Regions from separate parts of the Mus musculus genome. Here region 1 is linked to region 2. A link is a loop called in an ENCODE intact Hi-C map of the cell type or tissue named here. Cell type or tissue: heart. All regions are shown on one strand.

What was found. Peaks named below come from ENCODE experiments on the same cell type or tissue, not always from the same donor. Only the 100,000 strongest peaks of a DNase experiment are listed, where the experiment ranks them.
Region 1: a loop joins it to region 2, with 2.8 times the contacts of the local background. A loop is called at or near these places in 3 of 42 quality-filtered maps.

What each region holds. Positions count from the first base shown.
Region 1 is chr11:31,548,329-31,556,328 of GRCm38, forward strand. No RefSeq gene overlaps it. Among named protein-coding and RNA genes, the nearest start is that of Gm35063, 65 kb to the right of the region's middle. In heart, no CTCF peak of the experiment used is centred here; DNase peaks (open chromatin) are centred at 2,663, 3,153 and 6,903; H3K27ac peaks cover 523 bases.
Region 2 is chr11:31,366,745-31,374,744 of GRCm38, forward strand. It overlaps Stc2 (stanniocalcin 2), which reads right to left and starts at 3,317. Exons shown (of 4, transcript NM_011491.3): 1 at 2,968-3,317; 2 at 982-1,124. The coding sequence starts at 3,118. In heart, a CTCF peak has its summit at 6,938 (motif pointing left); DNase peaks (open chromatin) are centred at 2,277, 2,917, 3,337, 6,887 and 2 weaker places; H3K4me3 peaks cover 3,718 bases; H3K27ac peaks cover 3,233 bases; H3K27me3 peaks cover 2,835 bases.

The sequences.
Region 1 (8,000 bases), 180 kb after region 2:
AGTGTGTGTATGCAATTGTATAATCAGACTGCTGCATGGTTGGATAGACCTTTTAATAGTTCAACCCGAGCTAATGCTACTTGGATCAGAGGAACTTGGCCTGTGAGCATACCCAAGGGCAATGCTAGCATTCCACCCCAACCACGCTGGACCCCATTTTGCAGAGGCGTACGAGACTCTTTGCCTCCGTGGACTGGATGTCAATCCCGGAAGGCTGCTTGGGTAGTGAAAAAGTATTTTACCTTTTCTCCATACATCAGTACCATGCATGATTAAACATTTGCAGGTTATAATTGGACATATCAAAGCCCAACACAGCAAGGGGCTAATAATCCTTTTAATGTATGGTTGTTATGTGGGGTAAATGGAAGCTGTACTGATTTGTCACCTCTAAGTATACTGATGGGAGGGGCCTGGGGAAATGCTAGTTGTTATTGGAATGGGTCTGATTTGTTTGAAAATTCTGTGAGTGTTTTGGCTTCAAGAATCATAGTAGTGATAATTGCTTTTATAGTATGTATTGGAATGCATCTGTATTTTCTTTGGCTGTGGTAACTGTATGCCTAGATTTGTACCCTGGCCAGTGCAAGCTCCATCTGAGATGACACTGTTTAGACCTAAAAGAGATTTTGAGATTACTGCTGCCATAGTCACAGCAATATCACACCTCAAGGAATGGGCTGGCATAGGAGGGCTGGCAATCATCTGCGTTGCCACAGGAGTAATGGCCCTATGGTGCATTTGTCGTATGCAAAAAAAAAGGCATACCCATGAGCAGGCACTGTTGATTCAGGCTTTTGCAGCCCCAGAGCTGGGGCAATCTTCTCAAGTGTGGCTTGGCATGCTAGAGAAGTAGTCAATAATGGGTAAGACTCCCTGGAGGTGTGACTAACCTAAGACAGGGACCAGACCACTGCTGTCTGTCCTCCCGATGATGGGTAAGGAGCATTATCACAGGGGGCAACCTAAGACAGGCATTCTCACTGCCAAAATAATAAATAAGGGGGAGATGTGAGGAGTGGGTGCGACCGCCACCCGAAGATGGCACCCAGGACTGCTGCCAGGTCTTACGACCTGCGCCTGACCCTTATTACCTCAGACTTAGCCACATCCCAACCGCCTGCACTGTGCAGACGCCATGCCTCGTCAGCTCACCTGAGGTGTCGTCACTTGCTGTGAACCAATGGACTGCCATTATGTGACTGGGGTGATTGGGAGGAGTCAGTAGGGTATTTAAGGCGCCCCCAGGGTTGCGGGGGGGGGGGATTCCCGTTCCTGCATTGCAATGTGAAGTGTTCCTAAATAAACCTGCTTGAAGAAGGACAACATGGTGTTGTGTCTTTCCTGCTGGTCGTCTTTTCTGCTGGTCGGGGTGAATGCAACAATAAATGACTAAGGAGTCAATGCTATGGGAAGTGAGGAGCTGCTGGGAGCTGAGAGCTGCAAACCATAACTGCAGGAAGCCTGAGAGTAAGTGGCTCCAGAGCTGGAAGCCTGTAACATTGAGAGAACTTAGAGTAAGTACAGACTGCTGAACTTCAGAGAGCCATTCTTTTCCTGGCTGTGACTTTTGTCTACACAGAGGAGAACCTTCAGCCACTGGTGTGACCTTCTGACTTGGTCTTTTACTGGATGATCTGGATTTTGATCTTGGTTCTTTTCCACGCTAGTGATGTTTGATCTCTGTTCTCTCTCTAGTACCTGGCAGGGCCATGTCTTTCTGGAACATGGTCCATTGTTGGGACTCACTCTAAGGATGAGGAAAAGTTTACAAAGGCTATGGCCTTGAGCCAAATGGCATCTAAAAGATTTTCTCCTGCAGAACAAATATTTTGCCTATGAAACAATTCAGTTGTAAGTACTCAAAAGAATTGAAAAATGGGGATTCTTAAAGGTATCTGCATGAAGTCATTTACAGCAGCCTCTTGGAGCACCTCACTGATGAATGAGTTGTCAAACAGAGCAGGGTCTATCCACACAGTGGGCTTTAAGTCAGCCTTCCCACAGAATGCTCTGGTATGGTCTACATCACACACCAAACCTTGAAGACAATATGCAACTAGAAATACCCACATAAAAAGACCAAGTTCCATACAAATCCACTTACATAAGGTAGCGGGAGCACAAAGTTCATAGAAGCAGAAAGTCGAGTGCGGGTTCCAGGCAATGGGAGGGGGGGGGTGAGGGTTACCATGTGATGGACACAGACTTTCAACTCACAAGATTAAGGGTTCTGTGAATGACTGCAGTGCTGTTGAGATGTGTACTTAGCATGGGTGTGTGTGTGTGTGTGTGTGTGTGTGTGTGTGTGTGTGTGTGTGTGTGACAGGCAGAGACAGAGAGAGGTAAGGAAAGATGGAGAGGGAGTGGGAGAGGGGGAGGGGAGGAGGAGGAGAAGAAGGAGAGGGAGAAGGAAGACCAGAGGAAGGTTTTGCTAATCCCCATGGTTCTGAGGCCTCCGAGGTCCTGTCGGTAACACATTCACTCAGAACTTCTCTATCCCCTCAAGGATGCACTTGAATTTAACTTTAAGGAACTTCAACTTGCAAGCATTGCAGTTACTTGTGGGAAGTGGGGGCCAAGTACAGTTCTCCTGGGTCATCCAAGAACAGTCAGTGCTTCTCAAATTACAGTTCCTGGAGAGCCTTTATGCCAAGACTCCCTGCTTTCCTTCCTCCCCCACCCCCTTTTTTATTGCTACTTATCAAACACCTACCTACTGTGTACCCTTTGCTCTTCCAGACACTGATCAAGACATGCAGTCTGTCCCACTGGGCTGTGTTCTGATTGCTATAGACACTCCCCATGTTGATTCCTACCCAACACAATGAAGCTACTGCTTCTGGTTTGATTTCTGATGCTGACACAGAGCTGAGCTGTACAGTCCAAGCCTGGGAATTTAGGTAGTGGGTCCTGTCTGGGCTGCTAAGAAGAACAACTTACAAATGTTCCCTGGAATTGCCAGCTAGTGGGCCTTGGGTTCTGAGGGCTCTGAGAGACAGTCAAGAAATTCTTCTCTTCCCTAAAATAGCACACATTTGCTTGGAGCCTGGACACTGCTGGGCGGCTGGCATTTGTCCCTGTGTTTATTTTCACGTCTGGGTGATGCTAGATGCTAGTCACCACTGGTTGGCTTTTAATGAACCACTTCAGTGCTGGCTTTGAAAGCTACCCAGACGGGAGGGGCAGGCCCAGGGTTTTATAGGACGGTCCTGGCCTCCAGCAGCTGCCTGGGGCTGGCCTTGAGAAGAGACAGTCCTTCTGGGAAACCTACTCCCATGAGATTGCGAGCATCTCGAAGCTCTCTTCTTGCCATGGACTGAAGAGAATTGAAGTCTTTAATTGGTTCAAGACATCCTGGGGTTCGGGGGGGGGGGGGATTCCCTTGGCAGCCCCAGGCAGTCAGAGAGCGAGCAGGAAGAGCACCTCCATGGTCCTAGTGACTTTCCTGGGCTTGGCTGTGAGCTTTGCACCAAGCACAGAGCACTACTGATGTGTTATTAATATCGATATATATATATATATATATCAGATAAACCAAACAGCAAACCAAGCCAAGGCGGTTCCACATGAGAGAGGTTTATTGTGCAGAGACAAAGGGAGCAGCGAGGTGGGTAGAGGGGCAGAGAAGAAAGAGAATGAGGAGGGGGTGATCTCCTAATTTAAACAGAAAATGACATCACACAAGTGAGGGTGGGAAGTGAGCCAAGTGGGTTGTGGGACTGAGGGTCGTTGGCTTGGCAACACAGGTCAAGGGTCGCATTGTTAGGCCTGGGTTTGGAGTGTTTGGGGCTCACCACTTCCAGGCTGGGCTCCTGTTTGGTGTGCGTCATGCTCCTGCCTGAGCACAAGAGCCTGTGAAGACATGGAGAGACATTCTCAAGCTGTGCATCCTCCTTCCAGGAGGGTTAAGTGAGAAATCAGGAGAAAAATCCAGACAATGGAACCTGGGCAGCAGAAACCAGACTGCCAGTAGGCCGGCACTTCCTATGACCACCCTTCAAATGCGTGTGCACTGTCTGAAAACTTTGTAGAGTTTTTGTTTATTTGTTTGTTTGGTTTGGGTTTTTGTTGCTGTGTTTGTTTGTTTGTTTGTTTGTTTGTTTGTTTGAGACATGGTTTTTCTGTGCAGCCTTGGCTATCCTGGAACTCACTCTGTAGACCAGACTGGCTTTGAACTCACAGAGATCCGCCTGCCTCTGCCTTCCAAGAGCTGGGATTGAGGGAGTGCGCTGCCACAACTGACTTCAAAAATATTTTTTATTTTTAGAGAAAGAAAAGGTAATGCCTACAAAATAAATTTATTGATAAGAAAAAAGTATCTGTAACCCAGAAAGAACTACAAACTAAATTATCTCGTCCAAATAAAAGCTCTCTCCCTGACAACAAAGTCGACGAAATTTGCAAAACATGGGAAGAGTGGGGTGGGAAAGAGGGAAGGAGACGTTTGGCCTTTCGGCCCTTCTGTTAAGGGGATTTCTTAGGGAAAGCACGATCTATAATTATTACTGACACAGTCTTAGGAGAGAAGAAAAAGTGCCCAAAGCCGAGTGCAAAGTAGGTTTGGAGAGCAACAAAGATGGGCAACTGCATCATCGAGTCAGGAGTGGGCTCATGGGAGGGGGGGGAGGGGGACACATCCTCATTCTGACTGTGCTTTCCTAGTGTCTGATTAGAGCATTGTCATTCTGTGTCAAATGGGGACACTGAGGCTCCCCTTTGGATAATCAACACTCTAAAATTAAGATGTACGCATACACATTACAGCATCTTCCCTCAATATATCCTAAGCTTAATCTGAACGTCTGGTCTGGCTAAAGTTTGTCCATCCCTAGGTGGACAGGCTGGTGTCAGTTCCCAGCAGGCTCCACTTATCCTTTGTCTGTCTCTTCTGCCACCTCTCTCAGCTTGCACTGTGGCGTTTCTAAGCCTGGATTTGCATTCAGTGTTTGCCTGAGGGCATGCTGGTCTGTAGACAGAGCCAAGCCAAATAGCTCAGGGGTATGTTTGCATCACTTCCTGAAGGGTCATCTTCTATCTTTGAACTTCAAAGGTCAGAGTGTTCTGGAGAAAGTAAGCTCACATACCTGCATAGGATGTTCTGAGGGCTGCTCTTTGCCAGCATAGTCTCAGCAGCAGCTTTGTAGTACAGAGTGTTTGGGTAAGCACTGAAGCTGGACATTTCTTTTCTATGTTAGGCACATTCCTATGTTGGACTCTGGTTTCCTCAGGTCCTAGAGATGTCCCTCCTCAATCACTCAGGTCCTAGAGATAGGAGTCCCTCCTCTGGTAATACACCTTGCATATCCCCTTGCCAGGATTCAGATTCAAAGGTGGGAGACCAAACATTAGTGGGCATTTCCCCAACAATGCATCCAAGAATTTTCAAGATGTATCATTATATACCATCTGTCTATTGAGCCTGTGTTTTCCAGAAGTCCTCAGCTAAGAGGAAGCTGAGCAGTAAATGAGTGTTTAAAAAAATCAACTGTGAGAGAAACAGTGAGTGGGCACTGATAAGTGGAAATGACTATCAAATCTACAGTGCTGATGATAGAAATGAGAGACATTTGAGAAAGACACAGGGAGCCTGTCCTTTGCATCCTCTAAAGAGGATCAGGGTATGGGGGTCCCCCTTCTTATATTTTTAGTTGTGAGCCTAGCCTTTAACGGCTGAGCTATCTCTCCAGCCCAAGGGAGGGGTCCCCCTTCTTATTCCTGGCCTCCCCTAACTCTCTTCCTTCCCCTACATTTCAGAACTCTCGGTCCGAATGAGGTAGCCTGGGGTGAGAACGTGCCTCCCTTAGGTCCATTTTGCTGTCCTCATGGGCCTTCGAGGAAACAAGGCTCTCGGAGCTCTAGGTAGGAAAAGAGTGTGGCATACGGTTGGGAGACAGAATGCAGATGTGAATGGGATGGCCGTCACAGATGACAGGAGACAGTAGGGACGGAATGAGCCAATGAAGGAACACCTCAAGGATGGAGGCTTTTGCAGGAGTAACCCAGAACACAGTGTGTGGAAACCAGTCACACTGCAGACGATGGTAGGGCTGGATGATGATGGCGGGGCCGATGATGATGGCAGGGCCGGATGAAGGCCGGGCCAAGAGCTGAGAAACACATTGTTAGGTAGCTTTACCCTGTGAACTTGACTTACTCAGACTCACATGGTGATGACCATCACTGCGTGTAGCCTCTTAGCCTCTCTCTTCAAGAGATATAGTAAAGCCAAGATGGCCAAGGCCACTGCTAAAATGTCATGGTACCCCATGGTGTTCCAACCCTTTTAAAATCATTCTCTTATTGATTAAACTCAAGGTTTGACCACCCATGCAATGTAATACATTCTCATTACTCTGCACCCCATTATCCCCATCCCACACCTGTCATACTCCTACCTTCCTAAAGTTCCTTTCTATGTCCTTCTGCCTTGTTTTGTGACTCACTGATGTTACCTGATGTTTTGTCGTCCGTATAATGGAAACACAACTAAAACTTAACCTGAAAATTGTTGCAGGGAAGATGAGAGGTACTATATATTAAGTATCCTGTTTTAGTATTTAGATGGAAGTTCAAGTGGTGGTGAAAGGGGAGGAGGGTGAAGAGGAGGAGGAGGAAGAGTGGGAGGAAGAGGGCAAGGAGGAAGAAGATTGGAATGCTACCAGACAGGGCCTTTCTTTGGAGCTGATCCTGATGTAGGGAAAAGAGGAACTGTGCCATGAAGTTTTGCATTGGGATTTATTTTCCTGTGAGAACATCTCAACAGGGCACATGGATGCTGGCTTCCTAACAGCCATGCCCCAAGGCCACCCTTTTCCTTGCCTTTATTTGGTCTGTGGGTACAGGGAACATTCTGCTCTGTTGGCCATAAGTCAAGACTGTGGGAGTAGAGAGCAGCTCTGGGCACTTGGCCGCTTGCTGGGTTGGGTACCAGCCAGTGAAGAGCCGCCACGGCCCATCAGTTCACGGGCAGTGGGAGCCCTCTCCCACTCAGCTCCATGCATGAATGCACCATGAGAATTTGCCCAGGCTCAGCCCAGGGTGCACTGGAGGGAGGGAGCTTGGGTGCTCACTACCTTGAGTGGAGACCATCAGAATTCTTGTCAGAAAATATTGGCACAAAGGACATAAGGGGATAGAAAAGCTAACATGGCTTCTCTTAGCCAGAGCTCCCAATGGAGATGGATCCCTTTCTTTGTGGGGTTTTGATTTAGCTCACAGCTATTTCCATTGACTTTTGTAATAACTATATTTTCCAGTTTCTATATTTGATTCACCAGCATCTGTGGTCTTGCTAAGGCCTGAAGTAACTCCAGATAGAAAAGGAAGATACATTTAGGGAATGCAAGAAGGGGAAAAGCCCCATTCTGGAGTCCAATTGGCACCTCTTACCATCAAGGAAGTGAGATTTGAGCACAGTTAGGAACTGCTCAAGGCTGTCCTCTATGCACCGATGAAAATATGCAATTTTCTAGAAATCTCACCAGAAAATTCATTTGCAGAGCAAGGACCCCTGTGCAACCCTGGTAGCTCCTGGTACAGCCCTGATGACTCTTATCACACCAGATTATAATTCTGGCAAAGGCATCTCACTTATCAGAAGACAATGGGGGAGGAAGCTTTTGAGATGTGACTTGAGAGCCACCAAAATGGTACATATCACCAAAATGGTACATATGTCAGCACTACTGGGTGTGCCCCCCTCTCTTCTGAGGTATGGCTTACTCTCAGTCTCTCTCTCTCTCTCTCTCTCTCTCTCTCTCTCTCTCTCTCTCTCTCTCTCTCTCTCTCTCTCTCTCTCTCTGTCAGAACCCAACACCCATGCTCAAGTGTGTGCCTCACTTCCTTCTGACTGCCCCTGTCTCTTAATCCTCATGATCAAGACTATTTTAATAAAGCTGGTCATGCCAGATGACTATGGACAAGCCCTCCACCCAGAGCTGCTAAAACAATCCCAGCAGATCCTAGGCTGATTTTGTTGCCTTGGCCCATGTGCGTTA
Region 2 (8,000 bases):
GGGAATCTTTTTATGGAGTCTTGAGGAGTTCAAAGTTCTCTCCCTTTCCTCCTGGTTTCTGTTTCCCATTCTGCTACCTCACATCCTCCACAGTTTAGGCTGCAGGGGCTATCACATCCCTTTCTGGTGGACAGACCTTGCTTGTCAGGCTGTCCACAAGGTGTCTGTGGATGGTGACTGGTGACTTTTATAAAATCATATCTCAACTGTTGACCTCTTCCGAACTTCGTCATCATGCTCCAGTGAAATAAAAGAGGAAGTGCATGAGATAAAACAGGGTGTTTCAACGGGGCTGAGAGCCAGGGCACAAAATGAAGACAATCCTAATGCCACAAAGCCATCTAAACACACATTTGGGCCTTCTGTGACAGAACCATCAACTTGCTTATTGGTTCTCTGCCCTGGGCAGCAACTCAGCTCTACCTTGATATATCTGAGGTGGATTCAGCTATGACTGTAAGGCAAGGGAGGTTCGGTCATGGTTTTGACTTTTCAGATTGGAAGAGGAGACTCTGTTCCCTTCTCTTTGGAGACTGTGAATTGTCTAGGCTTCCTGCCTCTGTGTGTGTGTGTGTGTGTGTGTGTGTGTGTGTGTGTGTGTGTGTGTGTGTGTGTATACATATGCATATATCAGAAGAACCTTTGCTACCTATACCTAGGATCTCTACCACTTCAGCCCTTTCTTCCTAATGTATTGGGTTTGAGGAATGGGTTCACTTTTATCACTGGCTTTGGTGTCCAGTCTGCTCTGCCTGTGTGGTTATAGCATGAGAATGCAGAAAAGGATTTGGCTTAATGGCACTCCGGAGAGCAGAGCAATGGGGGAACGTGGAGCTACTGGCGCCCAGCTGCATACCTGCAAACACCAGACTCTCTCAAGCAACTTAAACCCAGGAAATCTGCTCACAAGTCTATCCAAGCCAATATTTCAACCACACTATACCAACCCAGAATATTTTTCATTCTCTATGTTCTTTTTACCTGGGCATCGAATTTTCCAGCGTTGTGCAGAAACGTCATGCAAATCCCATGTAAACCCTGGATTTCACAAGAGTTGTTCTCGAAACACTCAAACACACCACAGCCCACGTCCCCGGCATTGACCAAACAGTGCTGGATCTCCGCTAAAATGAAAAATTATATACAAAGTTTTCTGCCATGCTAAGTGTTAATAAGGGCTAGAGAAAAAAAAAAGGAGAGAAAAGTGGAGCCAATTTCAGAATCTAAGGAGTGGAAAGAAAATGTCATTATTTTCTAATACATATGAAAAGTATGTGTATTTGTAAAATTAGCCAAAATAAACAAATATAACAATCAGAATTTAGTCTGAGCGTTTTCTTTTCTTCCTTCTATCGTTTCCACTTAATGAAGGTACTTGTGGGACTACTGTTCAAGAGCCCAAAGCACTTCAGCTTTTAAAACCCACAGGGAAAATAAGATTTGAAAATGACCACATTTTATGAATTAAATGTCGTTCTCTACTTGAGGCTGCAGAAGCCACTGCCGTTAAGATCTGGCCATTTCCTTCCTGAACCCAGATGAAAGCGTCCAAGCAACTTCAATTCAGCTTTATGATTCAACACCTAAAAATCAAAACAAGATTCCTATTAAAGCCGTGCCTCCAAACCACCCGCATTAAAAATGCTAGGCCACGGAAGCTGCAGCTGGCACCAGCTTCAGAACGCAGGAGGCAGGTGGGGGCTGGCCTTTCCACCCGCCACCTTTCTCTGGAGGTTCCTTTTAATTAGGGATCCGGTGTGAGATATCACTTAATCCCCTCGAATCCCAGAGGCCCCGAGCCTGCTCCCTCTTCCAAGATGTCCTAATTCGTCAGCCTGAAAGGACAGACAGGGAGCTGTCAGGCTGCGGCAGAGCAGTCTCACGCCTCTCTCGGTTCGCTCAGTTCTACGATTTAAACCAACCGCAAAATTACAATGAGGAAAGTGTATTCTGGAAGAAGGGCGGGGCTCGAGTCGAAAAATCTGTATGAGATGAAATCTAGCATGAGAACGAGCTTGTGCTTGTGAAGGGGTGCCTAAACCCGAGAGGAGGCAGGGCGGACGAGGAACCCTTGATTGTGCGCCTAGACAAGCGGGGGTGAGAGGCTGAACTGACTCCACGCGTGGTCGCGAGCAGGGCAGCGATCACTCACTTGGAGAACCCTGACCAGCACTTGTGCATTCCGGCTCAGGCAAGGAGCGCACGCACGCCACGGCCGCCGCTTTCACACGGCCCCCGAGGAATTGCGGGGGTGGGGGCGTAAGGAGACGAGCGGCAGACACGTTTCTTTCTCTCCCGGGAGCTGGGAAGAAGGCCAGCCCCGTGTGCCACACGTCAGGCTTTTGCACTGCAGCTTGCTGGTGAGCAGGGCCGCGCACGATTCGGATCGTGTCAACAGTTCTTCCCGTGCTGACTTGGCTAGGAGCATGGCTGCAGCAGCAGAGGTACGCTTTGCGAACCCCCTCCCCCAAAGGAAAAGTTCCTAACTGGCCAGCAAAGTTCTGGGCTGTCCGGCATCTTTGGAGAAAACGGAGACAGTACATGCCAGGCTGGCCGGCTTGGAAACGAAGTTCTGGGTGCAGGGCGAGCCCAGCTCTGGGGTCCCTTGGTACTTCGCACGGGCCAGGCGTGACGAAGTGCGCCCTGCTCCGGGCCCGGGACTCTGGCTGGAGCTGGCAGCAGCGTCAGGCACAGCCTCGGTTCCCCTCAGCCCCGGGGAAGGCTAGCAACAAGTCTTGCCTCAGCCATTTCATCACCCTGCTAGCACGTGCCGATCCCCGGCTCTCGCAGCCCGAGCCAGACCTCGCTTCGCCTCGCTCTTCCCTCTGCACGTCCCGAGCCACGGAGAGTTTGTGCCGCCCGGGGTGAGCTCGGGTCGCCGGCTTGGGGCTAAAGGCACCCGGCGCGCCGCGAGCATGCACCCTGTTCTCCCCCGGCAGCTCTGGGCTGCAGGGCGCACGCGTTTACCTGTGTTCTGCAGGGACAGACGGCCTTTCTGCTGCGAGCTCCTGTCTTGGGGACCTTCCGGAGGGTTCGTGGAGTCCGTCCCCTGCGCCGGGTCCAAGGTGGCAAACACCAAAGCCAGGGTCACAAACTGGCCCAGCCGCTCCGCACACATGGTTCTGGGTATCACCCTCCCGCCTGGAGACCTGGATTCTTTGTGCGCCCCTCCTCCTCCTCTTCCTCCTCCGCCGCTTCCCCCTCCTCCCACTCTTCCTCCTCGCTGGCCCCTTCCCTCCTCCTCGCCGCGGCTCGGATAGAGGTTACCCAGCGCCCTCCCGTAGCTCTCTGGAGAGCATGTGACCAGGCCGTTAGCCGCGCCGCGAGTGCCCGGCGATAGCAGGGATGGTGCCTCAAATATCCCTGGAAGCTCTGGTGTCACTTGAATGAAGGAGTCGAGCAGGTGTTGTCCCGGAGGCTGGACCAATCGGAGACCCCGGCCCGTTTGACAACACAGCGGGAGGCGGGGCCTGCGCCAACTTCTACGGGAGGAAGCGGAGCGCCTCCGCGATCGCCCCACAAAGTTGCAGACCTGGCGGCGGCCACGCGTTTGCGTGGTGTGTGTGTGTGTGTGTGTGTGTGTGTGTGTGTGTGTGTGTGTGTGTGTGTGTGTGTGTGTGTGTGTGTGTGTGTGTGTGTGTGTGTGCGAGACGCGTGCGCGTGTGCTCCGGGGCAATGGCACGCGTTTGCGTGGTGTGTGTGTGTGTGTGTGTGTGTGTGTGTGTGTGTGTGTGTGTGTGTGTGCGAGACGCGTGCGCGTGTGCTCCGGGGCAATGGCCGAATGGACTGAGGGGGAAAAATTAAAGCGGATGCCAACTCTACTTGCAACTAAAAACTAAAAAAAGGGGGGTGGGGGGCAGGAGAAGTCGGTCTTCACAGGGACAGAGTCCCCAGGGTTCATATCCAGCTGGGAAAGTTTCCTCTTTGGAACACAGTCACATTCTCAGCCAGGAGACCTGAACAGATTAGGACAGATACCTGGTCACAGAGATGGTGCGAGCAAATTGAACTCTGGTGGGAATTCCTAAGCGTCCTGACGCTTGTTTTGTTTTTTGGGTTTTTTGGTTTTTGTTTTATTTAAAGGCGCTTGAGGACAGGCGTGGAAGCTGCTGGCCTGATTGACTTACCCACTTTCTGCCTGAATTTGATGGGTCCAATAACACCTGGGGCGTCTCGTCTCGCTCCTCCTCCAGTCCAGACGGATTCCTGTCTGGGCTTCAGGGATCCAAGTGACAATTCATTTCACCAGGTGAAAATTCATTTGCATCATTTCCTGGCTGGTGGCCTGGAGGCCCAGGCAGCCTTGGGTCAGGCGGCCACAGACCATCGCGTGCCCAAGAGGCCAGAGCTTGACAGGCAACTTTAGGCGTCTCCAAATACAGTCTTCAATTTTCTCCAAATGCCACTCGGCCCACTTACGGGTTTTGTTTGTTTGTTTGTTTGTTCTACTCTGCAGTCCTCTGATGTAAAATTAAAGCACCCCACCCCCCAAATCTTGGGACCTTCTATTTTTTTCTCCTCTTCTTGGAGCCCCCTCCTTAAGCACCCTGAGAATCAGATCGCCTTCAGCTGCAATCTCCGCTGCTGGAGGAAGCGGGGAGAAAGTTGGGCGCTGCCGGGAGCGTCTTTCCTCCCTGCTGTGTGTGTACGTGTGCACGCTCACGTCTCCCTCGCGCTGGGCCCGGGACAGGAACTGCTGCTCTTGGCCTCATAAACCCGAAGGAGTAATTCGGGGGGCCAGCTTGATTGGGGGAGGGTGGAGAGGCGAGCGTTGCCACCTAGCGCCACATGGCACTCGTCCGGTATTGGCACTCCTTGCCCCTCCCCCGCAGTCCCCACCCTAGTCTTGGAGAACAGGTGAGCCTGGGTACCAACTCTCAACCCCCGTCCTTGCCCGACTTCCCGCTCGCCCGCGCATTCTGCAGTAATGCGCCTGGGAGGTTTCATCACCCACCGCCCGCGGCGACTGCAACCCTGGGCCTCCGAAGCGAGGCCCGCTCTCAGCCTCTTCTGCGCCTACGTGTGACACACCTGGGGGAGGGGTATAGAAATGAGCGCGCAGGTTGTCTTTCCGCAGCTGTTCAGCTTCTCTGGGTGCCAGCTGCCCTCCAGCGAGGGAAATGAGAAGCTGGGGGTCAGGGTGACTGCTGCTTCAGAAAGGAGGAAGGAGCCCTGGGAATGGGCTTTCCAATGGGCAGGACTTCTTGGAGCTTCTGTCTTAGTACCATACAGTTCTCGGCCCCAGGAAATGGTCAGTTTGAATCTCTTAGTCTTCGATGGTAGGAAGAAACTGGCCATTCGTCACTATAATAGCAGTGACTTCCTCATTTATCTTTTGAGGAAAGTGGTGGATATTGGGTATAATGATGGACCATCCTTGCTTGCTTGAATAGTCAATTTAGCTCCCTTTATTAGTTTAGGAGATGAAGACCCTCCTGTACATCCTTCAAAACAAAACAAAACACACAAACGAACAGCATTTTGGTCTGCCCCCACCCTTTAAGGCCGAAAATTTCCTGGGAGAGTCAAGTGGCCCTCAGCCTTAACTTTAGAGCTAGGTAACCTCTCTGTGGCCTCTTTCATGGAACAAAAATATCAGAGAAACAGAATCTGGAGATTCAGGCAGCAGAGGGAAACCACCCACTTTGTTCCATTGTAGAGAGGCCCTGCACCTGCCCTCAGAGGATCTGCATGGTTTGAAAAAAAAAATCATCTTGAGGCTTTAACTTCACATTTCAAAGGAATTTCATGGTTCCCCCTGAACCTACTGCTGCTTTGGAAAGAACACATAGTAGCTAGATGCGTGGTATAAGCACACATGGGTATCCGTTCTTGAAGTTTCATCTCTGGCCAATGCCAAAGCATGCAGACAAAGATGTTCTCCCAGTCCATTTCAACAGGGCTGCAGACAGACTGGGAGGTTTCCTGAGTAATCCTCTAAAGGCCCAGAGCAAATGTTGTGGGGCATGGATCACACTGGTGTCTTTGTTGTAATTTCCCTCTTCTCTGCAGACTCCTTTATCTCCCTCGGGCTGGGTTTGGCAGTTGAGTGGAATGGGCTGGGGACAATAGAGGACGCTTACAAAGCTAGCACTTAAGCACAGGCATCAAACACATTGCAAGGTTGAAAAATTGGTATCTCTCTAACCCTAACATCCACCCTAAGACTTGGAGGAGCAAGAACTGGCCAGCCAGTGCTGCCCTTGGGGCTCCAGTGTCTGTGGACAGGCCTACTTCAGTTTGAGACATATAACTGCTGAGACAGGACTGGTTTGTCTGTGACAGCCAGACTTGCGGGGCGGGACCCCTGCTTTCCCTTTACCAGTTGCCCTCACTCAAGTCCAAGAGTGAAGTGCTTGGGTTGAAAGCTAGAGGAGAGTATTGCCAAGTGGATGCAAGGGGAAGAATGTTTCCATGGAGACAAAACACAAGAAAAGAGGAGGGACACTGTGAGTTTTGTGTTGAGAAGGAGGCTGTCTAGTTTGGTGCTAAAGAGGGAGACGAGGTAAGACTGGGCCACGCTGCCATATCTGCACCCTCTGTGGAAGACCTATCATCTTGATAGGTATCTAAAGATGTGACAAAAGATGCTCTTTGATTGGGTTCTCCTTAGTACTTAGAGGAAGCTGGGGGTGGATGGGTACATTTTGGAACAAGATGAATCTAGTTAGTGGAAAGGAATAGGTTGAACTTTGTGGGTTGTAGTATCTAGAAGGACAGAAGGTATCCTTGCTCCGATGTGAGTAGGTGGGGGTCTAGCAGACAGGCTCATTCTAGCTTGCTGAGGCAGGGATTATAAGTTGACACATGTCTCTAGTCCAGGCTTCTAAAGGGTTCCAGAGCCTGAGAGAGGAACATGGCTCACACTGGGGAGCTCCGCCCACTAAATGTCCCAGCCTATAGGGGCAGGCTGGCTGAGCTTATGGCACCACCTTATGGCCAGAAAGGGTACTGTCTGACCGAGTAGTGGACTCACTTCTAGGCCCTGTAACATTAACTAGGCGTCCCTAAGGTCTGCTCGGTTTCTTCACACCAGCTCGCCTTGGTCAGCCAGTTCTCACAGGGCTATGATTTAACTTCATGCGCACAAAGAAGGACATCTCTCTCAAACATTTCTATTCTCCATCTTTCCTCTGCCCTCCATCGCCTTCTGTGCACTCTGCTTTTTCATACTTGTAAGAAGGAAAACAAGACAAAAAGGGGTGGGGGTTAGAGGTAAAACTGGAAAAAGTGTCAAACTGCTACATTAGGCTCTCCAAATTCTCATAAGCAGAAGTCTCCCTTAAAAAGTCCTGATTCTCCCCCTTGTCCTCATTCATTGGTTGCTTTATTGACCAGGCTTCAGGATTAAAGGTGACGAAGTCTTTCCCATTTGGTTTTGCTTACTAATAAATCTCCAAAATGTTTTCTGTTCTTTTCCCCCCTTAAACCTCAGCTCTCCAACATCCAACTGAAGAAGGCTTTTGGGTCTGGCCTGGAAACCAACCACTTACAATATTTTTTTAAAGCTGGGCATAGTGCTGCATGTCTTTATTCTCAGCTACTTGGGTGTCGGAGACAGGGGGATGGCTTGAGCCCAAAGCTTCTTGGCTAGCCTAAACAATACTATGAGGAGAATACATTCTAAGCTCCCTAACTAGCTTTCAGAGTGCTGGAACAAATTGCTTGTGAGCTGGGCATTTCCTCTGTCTCATCAATTAGTACTATTAGCAGTCAAGCCATCACTGGATTGGCCAGAGATACAAATGATATAGAGGAAACATGTAAAGTCCCTGTAAGGACACTGTAGCCCTTACAGCAGACTTGTTTCCTGGGATAGCATGAGAAGACAGTAACCATCAAGTGTCTTCTGTGGACTGAGCTGTGTTAGGGTTTCATCACAAAGCCCCAACAGGACCCAGAAACCATCACCGTTTCCCTTGGGATGGAGCTTTTTCGTTCTTCTCGTGTGCTAAGACAAACTTTAGGAAAAAAAAAATATATCCCAAACAAGGGGCTGC